Linked DNA regions of Mus musculus: region 2 is linked to region 1. A link is a loop called in an ENCODE intact Hi-C map of the cell type or tissue named here. Cell type or tissue: left cerebral cortex. All regions are shown on one strand. Each heading gives the region's core, and the rest is flanking DNA. Links, peaks and the distances in the headings are about the cores only.

Region 1 (5,373 bases), core at 178-5,177:
CGGGGGGGGGGGGGGTGAAAGGCAGGAGCAGAGAGGTTCCCTCAGGAGCCTCTTCTCTGGCCCCAGGTGTGTGTGTGTGTGTGTGTGTGTGTGTGTGTGTTAGCAGCTCCTCCCAGGACAAAGAGGTCATTCTGTCAGGAGCTCTGGCTCTTGTTCAGGACCGAGAGGAGAAGATGAGGCTGCCGGACATAAGTCCAAGGCATCCTTGAGGAAGGACCCTGTCACTCAGAAAAGTCTCATAACAGCATTCTCATGCTCATGTGACTGATGTCTAGAGTGAGAGGAGACCTTGACCCTGCCATCCTGTGCACACCGAGGCTTCACAGTGTTACTACGGCCCCACCTGTGCCTCAACATCACTGATCAGTCACGGGTAGCCATGGGAGAGGATGCAGGCTTTCCAGTCAGAGGACTGAAGACAGCACCAGAGCCTGGAAAAGGGGCAGCAGCTTGCCAAGCAGAGGAGACCTGCCTTGCTATGGCCTCCTGAGCAGTAGGACAGGGCTGTAGGCCTCACACCCACCTGACTCGAGAATTACAGGGCCTGTCCACTGTTAAGGCTGTAGCAGCAGGTGGGGGCACCAGTGACCTCGGTTATTGTGTCTGTAGCCTGGGCAGTGTCCAGAGGCACACAGCTAGAGAAACATGTGTCCAAATACTACATGCATGCACACATATATGTTTATGTGCACACATATGCATGTATATGTGTTCGCAGATGCACATGCCCCAAGCACATACATATATACATACATACATACATACATACATAAACACACTGGTATATTTTGAAATCTTGGCCTTCCTTAAAGTTAAAACAGATATGTCTTCCAAGGTCTCCCGGGTGGGTGGGACCCCAGCAGTAGGGACTGGGAAGCCTGGTAGCTGGGGTATTCCTCCACTCACAGTTAGTTTCTCAGACCCTTCCTGGATGTTTTCTGAGGAGCAAGAGATCCTGGGTCCACAGGCCCAGAATGATACTGCGGAAATGTGATCAGAATTCCAGAGCTGGGGTGCAGGGCAGGGTGGGGGCCTCTCAACCCAGATTCTATTCACATTTGCATCCCCTTCGGGCTCACTCACTGTCACATGCCACACTGCACAGTCCCAGGAAGATCAGCTTTGCCCTGCAGCACACTGCAGCTCAGGGCCATTCACAAGTGAGTGGTTCAGCATAGGCCTTGGGACCTGCCCAAGGCCAGGAGTTTCCCAGGAAGCATCCTGGAAGCCTGCGCCCAGCCTTGCTTTGCATGATAAAGGTGTTCCCAGGAGTGAAACTGGAACTTCTGAGTGGCAGCTAGACCTACTGGGGGTGGGAGCTGTGGAAGGGCTCTTTCTGACAGGGTCTCTTTCCGTGAAGTACCCCCGCCTGTTGAGAAGCCCACAGATCAATGGTCAGTGATCCAGTTCATCTAAAGTGGAGTCAGTGATCTTCTCTCTCTCAGGACCTGGGGCTGTGAGCTCACATCGTGTACGTGTGTGCGTGGAGACCAGAGGTCGGCTTCAGGTGCTGTCCGCTTTGTTATGGAGACAGGTTACCCTGGAGCTCACCGAGTAAATTAAGCTGCCTGGCCAGCTAGCCCCAGGGATCTGCCTGGCTCTTGCTTCCCCAGCACTGGGTTCAAATACACGCCACACCTTGCCTTTTTACTCAATGCTGGGGCATTGAACCCTCATGCTGAGCTGAACATCTTAACATAAGCTCTTCCAGCTGTGTGGCCTCTGGCAGATTCCTGATCTGTGAAGCTTGGGTTCATGTTAGATGTGGCATTTTGTCAGATGATCTTAAAGGTGCCCCTCCGTCTCTAGAGACCTAAATAGCTCCTTCGGTCCCCACTACGTTCCAGTGTGCTCATCCCCAGGCTGGATGATGGCCCAGTAGGAAGCCACCAAGGTTGATGACTTCGAGCTCTGTGTTATGACAGAAGCCCGCTGGACATCTACTCCAGGCCGCAGCACCTTAGAGTGTCAGACTTATGTACTGGGGGGTAGGGGGAGGCTTAACCTGAATTTTCCCCTAAACAGGTGTCAGCTATGGCCCGGGCCCTAACCTTCCGGGACAGAAGCCAGAGGAAGAGGTTTAGTTGCTTTTGGTGGCCCAGGGACTGGGAGGAGCGAAGGATGGATAGAGCTGCGACTGGAAGCCACACGGTGGAATGGTGGCAGCCGTTTCCGAAGTTGCGCTGAAGCCAGGCTTTCCGCCCAGCGGCGTGCCAGCTGTAGAACTGGCCAAGGAGCGTGTTGTGGGGGGAGAGGGTTGGTGACCGGGGAGAGAGTTTCCCACCAGGCCGGCGTGGCTAGGTGGATCACATGAAACCAACACCTAGGAAAAGCCGTGCTAAAAATAGCCGGGGCGGGGCGGGGGGGGGGGGGGGCGCAAGCGTGTAACCCAAGCCGGGGCGCTGCTGTGCGTCCGGCCTCCGCGCGAGCGCTGCCCGCGGACCGGCCCGGGAGGCGGCCCTCTGCTCGCACCCCGCCCCAGGCGCAGCGCGGCGGCTCGGTGCCCGGCGGACGGGCGGGCGGGCGGCCGGGGCGCTGCGGGCGGGGATGAGCGCTGGGGCTACGCGGTCCGGGCGCGGGCGCCCCGCGCGTCCCGGGAACTGGAGCTACGCGCGGCCGGGGCGGAGGTGAGTGCGCGTCGCTGGGGTGATCAGGGACGGGTGCGGTCACCGCGCTGCCCTCCAGGCGCACGGCTGGCCTCGGGTTCCGACACACGGTGAGACGAGCTGCAGGCGCCGAGTACCGAACTCGGGGCTGCCTGGCCCAGCCCCTGAGAGAGCTGTTGGGGATGTCGCCCGCGAGTTGCGAAGCACAGAGCAAGCATCACCAGAGCCCAGGGGAGTCGGAGCCACGGGGCTGCGGGAGGTGAAGCGGTAACTCATTCATTGCGACTTGGAACCGTTCGTATGCTACTCCACCGCCGCCCGCTCGGGACCCCCTAAGGTCTGATTCCGCGGGCGGGATGGGGTCCGGCTAGCGGACTTGAGGGTCACCACGCTCTTGCTTCCGCCAGGAGGCCCATCGCGCCCCCACCCACCCTGTGCTTTGGGGCAGCTCCGCTGGAGGAGTCCACGGAGTTAAGCTAAGCCGACCGCGGAGACACTGCGCCCCTCGTGGCGATGGTGGGAAGGGGAGGGTATCGTAGCGGGATTCAATCGGACTTCCAGTGGCGGCCTGGACCCTGTCCTGCACCCGAGACCCCAGGGTAGAAGCAGGGATGTGCATAGCAGACAGGAAAGCGGAACAGCCGGGCTGCTGAGTGGGGCTCGGGCTCCAGCTGAGACAGTTGATGGCTTTTCTTCGGGCTCCTCTGAGCCGGCTGTGTGGGGACTGTGCCACGTGTTACTACTGCATTTAATCTTCCTAGTGAAATGGGTGGAACCCCGTGCTCTAGATGAAGAGGGTCAGAGTGGCCTGTGTTGCACAGCTGGAAAGCAGCAGAGGTGCTGACAGTCCAGAGCCACACTGCCAGTTGACTCTGGTCCAGTTCCCCCTGTTAGAGGGACAAAGGTGTGTCGAGGCCTCTGTGTCCTGCACTGTCCCAACCGTCTTTACTCAGCCAACACCCAAGTCCGGAAAATAACAGACAAGCGGGCAAAATGCTTGGGCATATTGACGGGGCCAGTCGGGGAGAGCAGCAGCTGGCCAGCAGTCCCTTCAGGATGGCATAAGCTTGCCTGGCAGGTCCCTTTTGCCATAAGCTTGGCCTGGCAGGTCCCAAACAACTGGGCAGAGCCAACAGAGTGTGTCTTCCTTATTGTGAATGGGAGAAGGCAGCAGAGGACGGCACAGGGTTTCTTCAGTCTGGGAGATAAGGTGAGACAAAGCAAGTGGACTCCAGGCTGTCAGTATCCCAGGGCATTGTAGAGGCCGTGGGAGAGCCAAAGAGAGCTCTGAAGTCATGAGCTTACAGTGTCAGTGATTTAGTCTCCACAAGACCCCACCCTCCACCGACCCAGGTCAGTGGCTGCTTGTATGCCCCCAGCGATGGCCTCTCACTCCTTCACAGCAGCCTGAGCCTTCTGTCCTGCCGCTACTGGAGGATCCGTTTCAGCCCAAGCCCCTAGCTGTCAATCACCTGGAGTGACAGGCGACACAGTAAGCCTGGAGTTGCCACAGTTGCCTTGGAGAAGTTAGTGGTATGTCACTCCCCACCAAGTCTTTGGAGCATGTACCTTTTACAACTTGGCATTGCAAGCCAGGAAGTGTCCTGCCACCTGCTTTGGGAAGCAAGCCCTGGGTCTTTCTCTGCGTGCCCTTGCTAAGTACTGACATGGCCTGGAAGCAGAGGCCAGGCCACACACTGAAACTTATGTGCAGCCTGGGCTTCTGGGCCAACCCCCAATCCATCTTGGGAAGAATTCCATTTCTGGGTCTGCTTTCTCCTCTAGAGCTGCAACGGTGTGGAGGAGGGGCATACTTGCACAGGTATACCCAGGCCAGGGGCAAGTGTGGCAGGTAGCATGGCCTTGGGCAAGTCACTAAACCTGGCTGGTCCTGGGCTCCAGCCGATGGAAGCAGGTGGCCAGGTACTGGACTGCATCTGCTTCTTGTTTTCCTCATCAGCCCTCCATTGGCCTCACCCCATTTCCTCCTGGAACTCGTGCGTGAACAATGAAGGGTGAGAGGGCCTTTAACACAGCCCCTTCCTCCCACACCTACCTGGGACACTCAGTTCCCTTCCCTCTTGGGACACCTCCCATTCTGTCCCTGTCCTCGATGGCCATCACCAGAGCAGGTGAAGCCGTGTCCCCTCTCTAAAAGGAACAGCAGCTACAATATGGCCCAGCCCATCTCCAAATAACATTCTGCACCCAGCACCTCTGACTGACACCCTCAGCCCCGTTCTCTGTGGAGCTGACCCATAGTGCTCTGACCCAAGCATGGCGGGAGGAAGGCTCCAAGTGGGCTCTGGGCTTTGTATTGAGGTGACATGGCTCCCTCACGACCTGGAAAGGTTTCTTTGGCCTCTCTCTTTTTGTTTGTGCTTGCCATTCACCCTGGGGCTGAGGCTGGGGCTGAGGCTGGGGCCAGGGCAGTAGAAGCTGTCAGTGTTATCCTGCAGACCTGTCATGAAGTCTGCCAGCATCCCACCATTTCCAGTGGTAGAAATCCGGTCAGTACGGGTGAGTAGTGGTTCTTTGCTGCGCTAGCGTACTTTGCTCACCAAGAAGCCACAAACCCCAGGGCATCTCATCATCTGTATCAGAGCCTCCGCTTTAGCGCCATGATGTCTATGCCGTATGCGAGCTGCTATTTCTGTTCCCAAGGACTGCACTCAGCCTAACCCACTGTGCACACTAGGGAATGACCTCCCTCCCCAGAGACACAAAGAGCCAAGGCATCTGTCATGTCCGGCAAGTCTGTCATGTC
Region 2 (5,373 bases), core at 146-5,145, 240 kb before region 1:
TGGGGTGGAGTGGGGTGGGATGGGTGGTGGGGGTGACGGCGGTGCTAGAGGGGCTTGTATTGTACACGGTTAAGATGAATCAAAGGACGATAGGTAGCCCTTGGTGCCAGAAGGAATGTGGAAGACGGGAGCTCTCCTGTGCAGCATGGCCAGGCCTTAGAAGCTGAGTGTCCTTCCTGCATGGCCAGGCAGTGGTTCTCAAGACTCTGTGTGCTCTTTATCAAGGCGCAGCTAGGAGGAAACCTATAGACACTCTTACCCTTTCCAGTGGGCAAGGCTCACTAACACGTCCATGCCATGCATGGAGCAGTCCCCAGCCACCGAAGCAAAAATCATGAGCTGCTCCTGTGGCTGGCCAGCAAGTTCCATACGTAACATTCTCCAAGGACAGACAGATGCTTCTCTGGAGAGATCCCAGGAGGTGGCAGAGCAGGGCTTTTTCTGGGAAAGGGACATTTTTTGAACCTGTGCAGGGGACCACACTGCCCAGAGCTACGCAGGTGACATGTGGAATATGATGGCATCTGAAGGAGGCTTGCCTCTCACTCATGTGTGGGTTCAGGGTTGCTTGCTGGCATTGCTTTAGGTTCAGGCTACACAGATTTCATAGCTGGGGGCTATGTGTGCTCCCAAGAAACTTGTAGTTACTTCACAACATTGAGTGTATGGGGCTTATGTGTGTACACGGCTGTTTGGTGTGCTCGTGCGTTCCTACATGGTTTACTCTAGGAGCCGCTTCAGGAGCTGCTGAACAAGTGTGCAGTCTAGGGATGGCATGTGAGGGTGTGGCAGGAAGGGGCTGTCTCAGGCCAGAGCAGCTTAAGCCTCCTTCTGGAGGGCTCCTGAGAGGCCACCCCTCCTTCCCCGTCACCTCTCCCTGACAGACCACAGAGAACTAATGAGGAGCTGGAGTCCCATCTGTGAGATTCCCCCTTCCAGCAGCTCCTAGGTTTGTGTTTAACTAAGTCACTAGGAGGGTATTTCAGCCCAGGTACCCCAGAAGTCACACAGGAGAACGAGGAAGCATGTGGTCTGTGGCCATACACCTGTGACATAAAGGGAGGTAGTCCTGTCTTCAGAACATCCACGTTCTCAGGCGCCTGGAAATGGTTTCCTCATTTCCCATCCTAGATTGGTGACAAATATTCCCAGAAGCGTGTGTGTGTGTGTGTGTGTGTGTGTGTGTGTGTGTGTGAGAGAGAGAGAGAGAGAGAGAGAGAGAGAGAGAGAGACGCTCCAGCATATGTGCATTTTTCCCACTTACTCTCCGGTGTTTTCTGGTTACTGTGGAAGAGCTGTGGCTGATAGGATTGTATGGTACCAGGCCTTGGAAGCCATTTCCATCTTGTGCTGTGAGTGTGGCAAGTGTGTGTGCCCAAGGCAACACAGCCACAGAAGCAGGCAGAGATTGCATGGGTTACTTTGGATCCTTGTGGACACTCACTCTTAGTTTGTCACTTTAGGTGTCACCAGAGAGTAAGTAGAATGACTAAGAAACAAAAGTGAATGTCATGCTGGTACTTACACTTCCTGTTTAGTAAGGAGGTACCCTTTTCCTCTGGACAAGGACACTGGGTTTTCAGGTAATATAACTGGCTGCATCAAGTGGCGGTTCCTTTTAGCCCTGGCTCTTCACAGTAGTCCACACTAGACAACTCTGCCATGCTCTGAGTTGACATGAGGAGTGCAGTGGGAAGGAGCCTCTGAGAGCCATGTCCCGCTCGGTCACACCCTAGTCCTGCCTCCTGGGCGTTGCTGAACCTGGTGACTCTTGGGCCCTGGTCCATTCTCTCCTAGAATTTCTCCTCAAACCTAAGCCTCAAGGCCTCCTGTTGTGGTTGTGCACTCTTTAGAGAGCTGTGGGTGGCGCGGGAGCACGTTTCCCTTTGCTGCCCATGGGTTGGTTGGCTGCCCCACTCTAGAGGGCAGATGTGGAGTGACATGAGGAGGGTAGCTATGAGACCAGCATGCCGTCTCAGTTTTGGAGGGATGCGGTTGAAAGTCGCTGGGGAGCTGAGCTGGTTCAGTGGGTTAGCTCATGCCTCTGCAAGCACGGAGGTCTGAGATTAAATCCCTAACACTCTCATAAACAGCCAGGCATGGCAGTGCATGTCTCAGCAAGGGGACCGGGACAGGCAGATCCCACGCAGGCTTGCTGATTTACCAGCCTCGCTGAATGGACTAGGTTACTCTTCAGTGATAGACCTTGTCTGAAATGAATGAGGCAGTGGAGGAAAACTCCCGCTCCCTGCTCTGGACTCTGCACACAACTCCTATGCATGCAGTGCACACACGCACCCCACACATACACATCACACATTACACACCCAAGGGGAAAGTGAAGAGGATCCTGTTTCCATGTAAACCTGTTGCTGAGATGGCTTGCAGGTGCGTAGGACAGGAGGGTGCCTTAGCCTGTCCTGCCCACTCTGTTAAATGTTCACAGCCCACTCTGCCCAAATTATGCATTTGGGCCAACCAAGAATACCAACCAGCAGGAAGCTGGAGAAGCCCAGCTCCAGCTTAGCTGTTCTGGCCTGGGCTCCGCTTTCCGCTGCGGCCCCAGGAGCCGACCGTGTTAAATGATGCATGTGCTCTGACAATGAACGTTGTGGTTTTAAGGTCTTCTTTTTCTTGTGATTCTTTTGTTTCATAGCGTCGTCCCCCAGACTACAGTAATACTCAACAATGATCGGCAGAACGCCATTGTAGCCAAGATGGAAGACCCATTGAGCAACAGGGCACCGGATTCCCTGGAAAATATCATTAGCAAGTCAGTAGCCATCACCACCCCACCTCCCCTGCCACTGCCATGAGGATAAGTGAGCATTCCTGAGCCAGGGTTCAGTCTGAGCACATGTCCATGTCTGTAGTCACAGGGTCCATTCCGTTAGCAGCCACCATAGTTTTTAGGTCAGGAAGGGCCAGCCTGGTGCTTAGCAATGGTGGGGTGAGACAGTCCAAGGGGTGGGCAGCTGTGAGAACCGCTGGGCTGGATCTGGTTTGTGAAGAGGCTCGATAGTTAGTGCGTGTGGTCAGCTGACCACCCCATCTGCCTGCTCTGCGGTTGAGCCTCTCCTCAGTTGGCAAATGATGTACTTGTGTCGAGTTGTGACTTTTTCTCTCATCCCCATCTTTTGAGATGTGTTGAATGGAACTTCCATCAGAAATGAAAGTGTACAAGAGCCATGCCCCGTGGGGGCCTCTGCCCGTGGCTCTGTCACTGCCTCAGGAAAGCTTGGTCACCTTTAATTACTGGCAGTATTCTCACAGATTCCTGTCTTGCTTTTTTTCTCTGTGGGGTGTAGCTCCTTCCAGCTTTGTTCTGGCTTCTTGTCCTGGACCAGTTCTCTAGGCAACAGGAGGCCTAGGGCTGCTGTGTGTGCTGTGTGGAGTGCTGGAGGCCTGCCACTCTGTTGGGGCGAGGATGTGCCTCCTGGCCCGCACTGAGGCCACGGGTGTGGAGTGTTGAGGAGCCAGTTCACCGTGGGTAGTTCTGTGGGGTCAAGTTCAGGAAGGGCCTCCTGCCTCTGGGGCTGGCCGGAGTTTTAAGGCCCCTTTGACTTTGCTGATGGGAGCTAGAGCTTTGCTTCCTCTGTGCTGTGTAGTAGTCATGGTCCACAGTGTTAACAGTCATTCAGAAAACAAATCAGTCCTGGGCCTTTTGAGCACTTTCTGCTGCCAGCTGTTTGGCTGCTGCTGCACTTCAGGGCCTGCACCGAGAATGGCTCCCAGAGGACTCCTGGCATCCTCATGGCCTTGGAAGTTGATTCTAGGGTTTGTCTGTGGGAGTCATAGGGAGTGTGGAGGTGTTTTGGAGGCTGAGTCATCTTGGGTGTCTGACAGCGTGGGTGATGATGGATGGATGGAGATTCTCTGACACATGATGACCATTATGCATGTGAGGATGGCCTCTAAGATCTGGAAGCCGGATTCTAGGCTGAGTCTCAGGGAGTTGTGGTTTTACTTATTTCGTGCTGTTCATATTTTTAAGCAGTTGCTTTATATTATGTGTCTTCTTGGTCTCAGACTTTCTGTGTTACGTTGCTGCTCATCTCCATGGAGGGTGTGTGTGGGGACATACCGCATGTTGGGGGACCCACCTTGTACATTGGTCCATGCTCAGCTAGACACTGGGATAAGTCCACATAGCAGCGGGAGTCAGGGCTATCTCAGTGTACCACTCATGTCCTCTCACAGCCTGGGCTGCTGTGTTTGTTTCCCGCCAGCGCTGTTCCTGGGCGTCGGCAGAACACCATCGTGGTGAAAGTGCCTGGTCAGGACGACAGCCACAACGAAGATGGGGAGAGCGGGTCAGAGGCCAGTGACTCCGTGTCTAACTGTGGCCAGCCAGGAAGCCAGAACATTGGAAGCAACGTCACACTCATCACCCTGAACTCCGAAGGTGCGTTCCTAGGACTGTCATAGTTGTGTCTGTGTTGTTCTTCTGGAAGGGGTGTGGCTCACTGTTGGCAAGAAGGGGGTGTGGCTTACTGTTGACAGGAAGAGACAGTGATGAAGAGAGTTAAGCAGCTGGCATTCCACTGTGGCTGCCAGCACCTGTGCCCGTCTCCCTGCGCCTGTGCCTCTCTCAAGTTCCTGGCATGTCTGTGATGGGGTTGCCTTCTTGGATGGCCTGCTTCCTGAGGAAAAGTAGCTTTCATGACCATGCCCCTGAGGCCGCCACTGTCCTTGGCATTTCTCTGTAGGCTTCCAGAGGCCGTTGCTATGCTTAGGGTGTACAGTCTTCTTGGGTTGGGCTGCCTCTGTGTTGGAGATCTGCGAGTAGCCAGGAAGATCAATGCGGGGGCTGCCTTCCCTCGGCTCCTCCCCGGGATTTCCTGGGGTCCCCATGGTGGGGCAGGCTCTTCTTCCTTGAAGAGTCTGAAGTACCTCCTTGCTTCTAACTAATTTACAGGGATGTTTCGAGAAAGGAAGGAGCTCTGACTGACTGAGCTGTGTGCAAATCCCACGCATAGACTTTGTGTACCTGTGAGAGGCTTCTGTCTCCTCATCTAAATGACTGGGTTTTCCTATAAGCGCTTTTTTTTCCGATTTAATGAAGATTTTGCTCTTAGGTATGTTACTGTATCTGAAATTGCAGTGTTAGGAGTTGAAGCTAGGCACCACATACTGATGGTTTTACAGTTCACGGTCTAGCAGTTGCTAAAATGGAGATTGTCGTTCCCAAGAGTTTGTGTGCTAAGAGTTTGACCGCGGTCATGGCTCTGTTGCTCAGAGGTAAACCTTCCATGGGGTGAGCCACTGAGGCAGTTCCTGAGGAGGAGTGGGGCCCTGGCCCCATGTGGCCTTTCCTTTTGTGTCTCAGGTCCACGGGATGAATAGCCTCCTCTACCACAGGCTTCCTCCATG

What was found. A loop is a pair of places that touch in the nucleus more often than their neighbours do. Peaks named below come from ENCODE experiments on the same cell type or tissue, not always from the same donor. Only the 100,000 strongest peaks of a DNase experiment are listed, where the experiment ranks them.
Region 2: it touches region 1 in a loop (2.0-fold over the local background); 1 of 42 quality-filtered maps calls a loop at or near these places.

The regions. Positions count from the first base shown.
Region 1 is chr8:122,227,785-122,233,157 of GRCm38, forward strand. It overlaps Zfp469 (zinc finger protein 469), which reads left to right and starts at 2,490. Exons shown (of 3, transcript NM_001362883.1): 1 at 2,490-2,627. In left cerebral cortex, for the core only: a CTCF peak has its summit at 3,121; DNase peaks (open chromatin) are centred at 2,185 and 3,086; H3K4me3 peaks cover 1,569 bases; H3K27ac peaks cover 686 bases.
Region 2 is chr8:121,987,299-121,992,671 of GRCm38, forward strand. It overlaps Banp (BTG3 associated nuclear protein), which reads left to right. Exons shown (of 14, transcript NM_016812.4): 5 at 2,657-2,773; 6 at 4,230-4,405. Among named protein-coding and RNA genes, the nearest start is that of Mir7237, 12 kb to the left of the region's middle. In left cerebral cortex, for the core only: no CTCF peak of the experiment used is centred there; DNase peaks (open chromatin) are centred at 2,406 and 3,397; H3K27ac peaks cover 327 bases.